Regions from separate parts of the Homo sapiens genome. Here region 2 is linked to region 1. Evidence: read pairs that join two places in POLR2A ChIA-PET (ENCODE). Cell type or tissue: PC-9. All regions are shown on one strand.

The links. Peaks named below come from ENCODE experiments on the same cell type or tissue, not always from the same donor. Only the 100,000 strongest peaks of a DNase experiment are listed, where the experiment ranks them.
Region 2: POLR2A ChIA-PET joins it to region 1 with 8 read pairs; 30 of 35 experiments call an interaction of 5 or more read pairs at or near these places.

What each region holds. Positions count from the first base shown.
Region 1 is chr11:34,343,510-34,347,509 of GRCh38, reverse strand. All of the region lies in intron 1 of ABTB2 (ankyrin repeat and BTB domain containing 2), which reads left to right. Among named protein-coding and RNA genes, the nearest start is that of ABTB2, 12 kb to the left of the region's middle. In PC-9, no CTCF peak of the experiment used is centred here; DNase peaks (open chromatin) are centred at 809 and 2,439; H3K4me3 peaks cover 1,470 bases; H3K27ac peaks cover 4,000 bases.
Region 2 is chr11:34,177,318-34,181,317 of GRCh38, reverse strand. All of the region lies in intron 3 of ABTB2 (ankyrin repeat and BTB domain containing 2), which reads left to right. Among named protein-coding and RNA genes, the nearest start is that of NAT10, 74 kb to the right of the region's middle. RefSeq lists an enhancer at 407-606. In PC-9, no CTCF peak of the experiment used is centred here; no DNase peak of the experiment used is centred here.

The DNA.
Region 1 (4,000 bases):
TACACAGTCATTTGTAGTTAGTGACTTGAGGCCCACAGTTTCCTTTCTTTCTTTATTTTTATTATTATTTTTTTGACACAAAGTCTCACTCTGTCACCCAGGTTGGAGTGCAGTGCTGCGATCTCAGCTCACTGCAGCCTCCTCCTTCCAGGTTCAAGCAATTCTTCTGCCTCAGCCTCTCAGTTAGCTGAGATTATAGGCAGGCACCACCACACCTGGCTAATTTTCATATTTTTAGTAGAGACAGGGTTTCACCATGTTGGCCAGGCTGGTCTCGAACTCCTGACCTCAAGCGATCTGCCCGCCGTGGCCTCCCAAAGTGCTGGGATTACAGGCATGAGCCACCATGCCCGGCCCATGGTTTGCTTTCTAAAAGTAAGCTGAGGAGAGTCAGGCCCATGATGGAAAAATTAAACAAGAAAACTAAACTTGGAAGCCTGGACATACAAGGTTAGAGTTGAGGAGACATTAAACTGGACCTCAAAGAGGTTGAAATGGGCCTCTCAGTGCACGAAAACCCTCCCTACAGTTGAGGCCAAGCTTTTATTGAAACCTTTACAACTTTTTTTAGTCTGTACATTTTAAAATATGAAAATTAGTATTTGCTGTGAGGAGAGCTATTAATAAACACAAGCCTGAGGCTCACACACCAAGTGGGTGTACGTGCACAAGCATCCGGAACAATCCAGTACAGAGCTATGAGGATTTGGATCCAGAAAATTCTGGGGTGGAGCTTGCCCCGTCTGTGACCTGGCATGAATCATTCCATCTCTTGGATCTCTGTTTCCTTATCTGTGGTGTGGAGAGGTCAGACTAGATTCCCCAAGGGCTTTTCTGTCTCTGATAGTGTTTCTAGACCCCACATGGACACTGTGCAGTCATTTTCCTAAGGTCGAGCGCTGTAATTAGTATCCTTGGGAAAGAAACACCCAGGATGGTGCTGGACGAGCTCTTTGAAGACCTGGCTTGGTAATAGGGCTGGACACTGTCTTTTTAATATTAAGATTAATTGTGATTACTGTACTCAGGGTTTTCCTGTGCCCCTTTCCCCAGAAAGATGAGTGCTACATGCTTTTGGCCGACCTCATGCTTCAGTGCTTGACAGCTGCATCCAGGTCCTGGCAGGCCGGCACTGTGGTGAGATCCAGCTCCGAGGTGACTTCATATAGCATGTGCTTGAAGCCCGCCTACCCAGACTTGGATATTTATAGCAGGGGAGCAGCTAGAAAAAAAAAATTAAATATGCTACACCCTTCTTTATACGATGTGGGACAGAGACAGGCATTGTGAGGAATTTCAAAGGCAGAGCTGTATAATCCAGCAGGATATTTTTAAATGCTGTTTGTTGCCATTGGCAGGGCCGGTGTTTCAAAGAGGAGGGAAAATGAGAGTAACTGAGGATGACAGGCTGCCAGGAATGCTGAAGGCCGAGACATGGAGCTCCATGCTCCGAGGTATACAGGCTCTGAACCCTGATGTACTTCACAGTCACATAGCTTGAATAGGGCTTGGGCAGGTCAGTATGAGAGGCTGGGGAAATGGGGTGGCTTGCCTGTTTCTCTTCCCCAACCGGCCCATCTACCCGTCAAATCCCAAGTTGAAAATTGATGAAATCTTCTGGAGAGGCAGAACATATGGCAAAAAAAGAGTTGCTTTTGTGAAAGCCAGGGACCTGGTTGTTTCTTCTTCAGCCCATCTCAGCAGCCGGGTAATTAAAGTTGTACATGGGGACACAATTTGGAAGCAAGTTGCTTGCAGCTGTTCTTCTGGACTTAATCCACTTGAGTACCAGCTGGGCAGGCCAGGACTATGCTGGGACCCAATTCAGTAGCAGGTGAGAAGGCCTCAGGGGTAGGGCTGCCTCTGAGAAGGCATCGCAATGTCCCCCACCTGTCCAGTGGGTGCTTGTAAAGTATTCTAAGTAGTGTTTTCTACCACACTGGTCTTTGAGGAGACAAATGATGATGGCGGGGGTGGGGAGTCTGAGGACTGTGTAGGGGAGAGGCCAGGAGTTCTGTTTGGGTTACATCCGTTTGTTCACCCAACAAATATTTATTGAGGACTGTGTGCTGGGCACTGTTCCAGGAGCTGGTGATGCAACAAATGAATAAAAGGGGCCTGAAGGAGGGCAGGGTGCAGGCCCTGTGGATAATGAGGCAGAGTGAGGGGAATCACCTGAGGCCAGCCTGGCTGGAGAAGACAGCTCTAGGCAGAGGGAATAGCAAGCATTCCTGGTGGGTTCAAGGAGCCACCAAGGAGAAGCTCCTTCCGTGCGGCTGGGGCGAGTGTAGCAGGAGATGTGGTTGGAGAGGAAATGGTGGGGTGGTTAGTGGGGTAGGCCATTGGGTAATAATTCATTGGCTTTTAGTTCTGAGTAAGCTGAAAAGCATTGGAGGGACTCAAGCACAGAGTGACTTGATCTGATTTGTATTTCCACAAGGTCACTCTCTCTATTGTGTTGGAAATTGACTTTAGTATCAAGTGTGGACGCAGCGGGACCAGCCACTGGCACTTGCCAACAGCTTGGATGTGTGAGGTATGAGAGAGGAATCAAGGATGACACCAAGTTGCTATGGTCTGAGCCCTGGAAGGAGGGAGTGGCCATTGACTGAAGTGGGGAAAGCTGTGTATGGAAGAAGCAGGACTGCACCAAAGATCCTAGTGCGGTTTTAGTTGTCTGTCTCAAATCACATACAGATATCAAATAGGTTGGGCCGGGCACAGTGACTCACACCTGTAATCCTAGCACCTTAGGAGGCTGAGGCAGGTGGATGGCTTGAGTCCAGGAGTTCGAGATCAGACCGGGCAACACGGTGAAACCCCGTTTCTACAAAAAAATACAAAAACTAGCCAGGTATAATGGTGCACATCTGTGGCCCCAGCTACTTGGGAGGCTGAGGTGAGAGGATTGCTTGAGCCCAGGAGGCAGAGGTTGCAGTAAGCCGGTATCACACCACTGCATGCACTCCAGCCTGGGCAACAGAGTGAGACCCTGTCTCCGAAAAACAAATAGGAAGTTGGCTGGGAGACAGGCCACCTTGAACTTCATTAGTCATATGATGGATTGAAATATTGCCCTTCTTTGCCCTTCCAGAGGGTGGGCTCAGTATAGCAGGGCTGCATAGAGACTCAGACAATAGAGATTTAATTTTCAGTCTTACGATCTTTGGCTGATGGCCATAAAAGCCCCTGAATTTTGCTTTCCAGCTTCTTTGTAGGCAGCCAGCAGCCTTTAATAAAGATCATCAACTCTGTTGTTTCCTGTCATTAAAATGGGGGCTGTTTAATTAGTCCAATTGTTCTGTGGATCATTGTGACTTTGCGTCTGTGTCCTTCAATTCTGGGAAAGCAAGACTCCATTTTTCAGGCAGCTTTGGATTCCTGGAGGTCAAGTGTGGGTCTGAAATTTGGCCGGAAAAAGAACGCTCTTAGGTGGCTTGAGAAGGCATGGGGCCTGGAGTGGTGTCCGAATGGTTTGGGAGTATCCAACCGCCTGTTGGATGCTTTGACCTCGGCTGCTCAGGAGGGGCAGGGTGCAAAGCCTGGCTAAGAGATGGGGTCTGAAGGAGTTGTCACTGTCTGATTGCCAGCTAGATAGCTGAGGTCTCTGCCCTCAGTTTTCCTCTTCTGTTAAATGGGGTTGCCATAGTTCCTAGCTGATAGGGTTGTTGTTTCAGTGGTTTTCAATCCTAGATTCACGTTAGTATTATCTGGATAGCTTAAAAATAAAAGTGTCAGCCAGGCATGGTGGCTCAAGCCTGTAATCCCAACGCTTTGGGAGGCCAAGGCAGGCAGATCACCTGAGGCCAGGAGTTCGAGACCAGCCTGGCCAACTTGGTGAAACCCTGTCTCTACTAAAAATACAGAAATGAGGCGGTGTGGTGGCAGGCGCCTGTAATCCCAGCTACTCGGGAGACTGAGACAGGAGAACTACCTGACCCTGGGAGGCAGAGGTTGCAGTGAGCGCAGATCACACCACCACACTCCAGCCTGAGCAACA
Region 2 (4,000 bases), 170 kb after region 1:
GGACTGTAATCCCAATAAATCATATGCTTTCTGAGTGCAACAGGGTTGTTTTTTTTGTTTGTTTGTTTGTTTGTTTGTTTTCCAGGCTGCAGGGGCCTCTTAAAACCAAGGCCTTGGCTGGGCATGGTGGCTCACGCCCATAAGCTCAGCACTTTGGGAGGCCGAGGCAGGCAGATCAGGAGGTCAAGAGATTGAGACAATCCTGGCCAACATGTTGAAACCCTGTCTCTACTAAAAATACAAAAATTTGCTGGTCATGGTGGTGCATGCCTATAGTCCCAGCTACTCAGGAGGCTGAGGCAGAAGAATCGCTTGCACCAGGGAGGCGGAGGTTGCAGTGAGCTGAGATCGTGCCACCTCACTCCGGCCTGGGTGACAGAGCAAGACTGTCTCAAAACAAAACAAAACAAACCAAGGCCTTAAGAAGCTTATACTCTTTCATTTTTTAAAGGGGGGAATAATAGCTTTCTCAGTCCTAGTTCCATTGAGGGGCCTTAGGAGACCCTTGGATTGAACAATCAGGCTCACCTGTATGATTAACTTAAAGGCAGATGAGAGAGACTGTTATGGCACCTGGGTCTAGCATCCCTATTGCAGCTGAATTGGCCGTGTAACCTTGAGCAAGGCGCTTAGCCTCTCTGGGTTTCCTTTTCCTCCTCTAGCAATGAGAGGAGGTGGTCAGGGATTTCCCATGCTTCTCATATAAAAAGACCCATTTCCATTGGTCTATTTCATGTGCTGCCCTTTATGTACACAAAGACAAATGCTACCAGAAAGCCACTGACCTTTTTAAGTGGCTTTGTCCATCTCTGGGATTTGTCTGCATGTATGCATATGACGGTATTTAGGTTAGGCCTTTGGGCTGTTTGCAGCATTTGAGGACAGATCAGGGGTTGCTGATCCCTTGAAGTAATTCTCTGCTCACCCACCCTCGCCACCACACACGTTCATGACCCAAGGCCTCTGGGTCTGTGTTCCTTGCTGTTGCCCCTTCCCTTGTGTGAGTTTTTTCACTGCCAAGGCCAAGAGGCTGCACTGCCAGAAACAGTTTCCAGCTCACACTCGACATAGTGGTTGCATTTGTTTTCTCTGTTTTATGAGCTGGGATGGAGTGGGTGGTGGGCAGCCTGCTGGCAGACTTTTGCAGGCTTTACATGTTTATACTTGCTGTGGGGGGAAGGCAAAGAGTTGGCTGGACTTTCAGAAAGCTGGAGCTGAGGCATTTAATAGAACCAGATTCCTATAGCCCTTTTTGCTATTATATATTTTCTCTGTCAACAGACACTAAACTAGTAATAATAGTTAACATTTATGGAGAAGTTACCATGTTCCAAATATGATGGTAAGTATTTTACATGCATGCTTCTAGCTGTTTTGTGAGGTGGTCCTATTATTTATAACCATTTTGCTGATGGAACAACTGAGACCGGGAGAGGTGAAGTAACTTGCATAGACCCACATAGCTGAACTCATTGGGAATACACTGGATTCCAACCCAGGCCATCTCCCTCAGGAGTCCGTGCTCTTGGTCACCATGCAGTAGGTACAGCTACTATCGTATGGAGTCTGTGAAATAAAAGCAAAAGGGCTCTCACAATGAAAGGAGTTAAAAACCACGAACTTTGGCAATTTCTTCTTTAATACAAAATATGGCCCACAGAGGATGACGATCTGCCCAAGGTTATAGAGCAAGTTCAGTTGTATAAAAGAAACTAGAACTTTCTCCCAGTGAGGATGCCACAGGGAAGGGGTCTAGGACCTTCGGATCCCTTTGCCAGGAGCATGCATGCAAGCCATACACCACTCTAGGATTCACCAGACCGTGTGCCACCAGGGGCGAAATGCCAGCTCTGTGCCAGCGCCGCCTGCCAGCCCCTACCAGCTTTGTCCTAGCCATCAGCTGTGGTCTTCCACAGCAACAGTCCTCAAAGTGTGGTCCAGGGACCCCTGAGGTCCCAGGGACTCTTGCCAGGAGTCCACAGGGCCAAAACTATTTTCATAACAAGAAGTTATTTGCCTTTTCATTCTTGTTCTCTCACAAGTATCCAGGAGACTTTTCTAGAAGCTGTGTGATATCATGATGTCATCACTCTGACGGCAAATGGGACATGAGCTTGTGCGTTCATGTGTTTAACATTTTCTCAGTTTTAATTTCTGATACAGCCAATATCCGTAGAATAACACACATAAACAAAAGCTCTTTGAGGTCCTCATTAATTTTTTTTTTTTTTTTTTTTGAGTTGGAGTTTCACTCTGTCACCCAGGCTGGAGTGCAGTGATGTGGTGTGATCTTGGCTCACTGCAACCTCCACCTTCTGGGCTCAAGCAATTCTCCTGCCTCAGCCTCCTGAGTAGCTTGGACTACAGGTGTGTGCCACCACACCCTGCTAATTTTTGTATTTTTAGTAGAGATGGGGTTTTGCCAAGTTGGTCAGGCTGGTCTCAAACTCCTGACTTCCAGTAATCCGCCCACCTCAGCCTTCCAAAGTGCTGGGATTACAAGTGTCAGCTGCCATGCCCGACCAATTTTTAAGAGTATATATAGAGTCCTGAGACCAGGGAAAAAATTGAGAACCACTATTCTGAGGTATCAGATCCAGCTAAGGAAAAATTCAGCAGGCAGAAAGGCTGAACAAAGGGAGCTTTTTCAGCCCCGACCCGGTCTCCTGGCTCTGGCCCTGCAGATATCTGCATTCGGGCACGGAACGACCAAGCTCAGCCTACGGGAAACGCAACAAGCGGGGAATGAGAACTTCTTTGGGATCTTGAGGATGGTGCACACATCAGTCATTCTCAGCCTTGCTCCTTCAGGCCCTCTCACCCTGGAGTTCTCACACAGCCACGCTGTTGCAGATGGGAGTTTTTAAAGGGGTTTTCCAGAATGGCCAGACATGCAGGTCCAGCTCATCTCAGCCTGCCCAGCAGACTCCATGGAATTATCAGGAAGGAAACAGTAGCCTGGAACCCACAGCCCATGGAAGGCATGTTCCTGAGAAAGTCCATGAATTACTTCTCTTTTTACCTTCCCACAGATCCCAGGCTGGGGAGGTGGGTGGACCAAGGAGTAAGGCCTGAAGGGATCAGTTTGGGGGCCTTGTTTGTACATGTGGGCACCAGCCCCTCCCCAGAGGCAGAGGGCTAATCTAGATTTCTGTATATTGAAAGAGGCAGAGGGCTAATCTAGATTTCTGTATATTGAAAGTATTAATCAGTTTTCATTCAGGAAGCAGCATTCTGGGTATTGTAAGCAGGAGATGATTTAATGCAGGGAGTTGGGGGTTCACAGAATCATTGGAGGAGCTCGTGGAGCAGGGTGTAGGCTGAGCATCCAGGAATGACGAACTCGCCCATTAGGGGAGCTGCTCCCTGAGACAGCGCCTGGAACTGTGAGTTTGAACAACACCTCTGGAGCTGCAGTTCAGGAGTAAAGCTGGAATCAAGAAGGCGTTGCAGCCAGGCACGGTGCCTCATGCCTGTAATCCCAGCATTTTGGGGGCCGAGGTTGGCAGATCGCTTGAGCTTAGGAGTCGAGACCAGCCTGGGCAACATGGTGAAACCCCATCTCTGCTAAAAATATAAAAAATTAGCCAGGCATGGTGGTGCATGTCTGTGGTGCCAGCAATTTGGGAGGCTGAGGTGGGAGGTTAAAAAAAAGAAAAAAAGACTTTGCTATTGCTTTTATCATTTCACCATCACTACCACTACTCTGAAGCCTCAGATAGGTGGAAACTGGACTGGAATGTTCTGTAGGAAAAAAAAACCCTCAGTTTTCATGACCTGGTTTGCTAGCAAAAACAGACAAAGGGAACACAAAGGTGGCCTCTGCCTCCCATTCACTTACCAAATTTCATGCAGCATATCTTAATGATAAAACCTAATTTCCAGAATCCCAGCTGCAAAGGAGACTGGGAAATGCAGTTTTCAATTTTCCACCTCACCAGCCAAGATGGTAAAGTGAGGGCTGAATGAGCCCAGTGTATACCCAGTGAGTCCAGTGTAT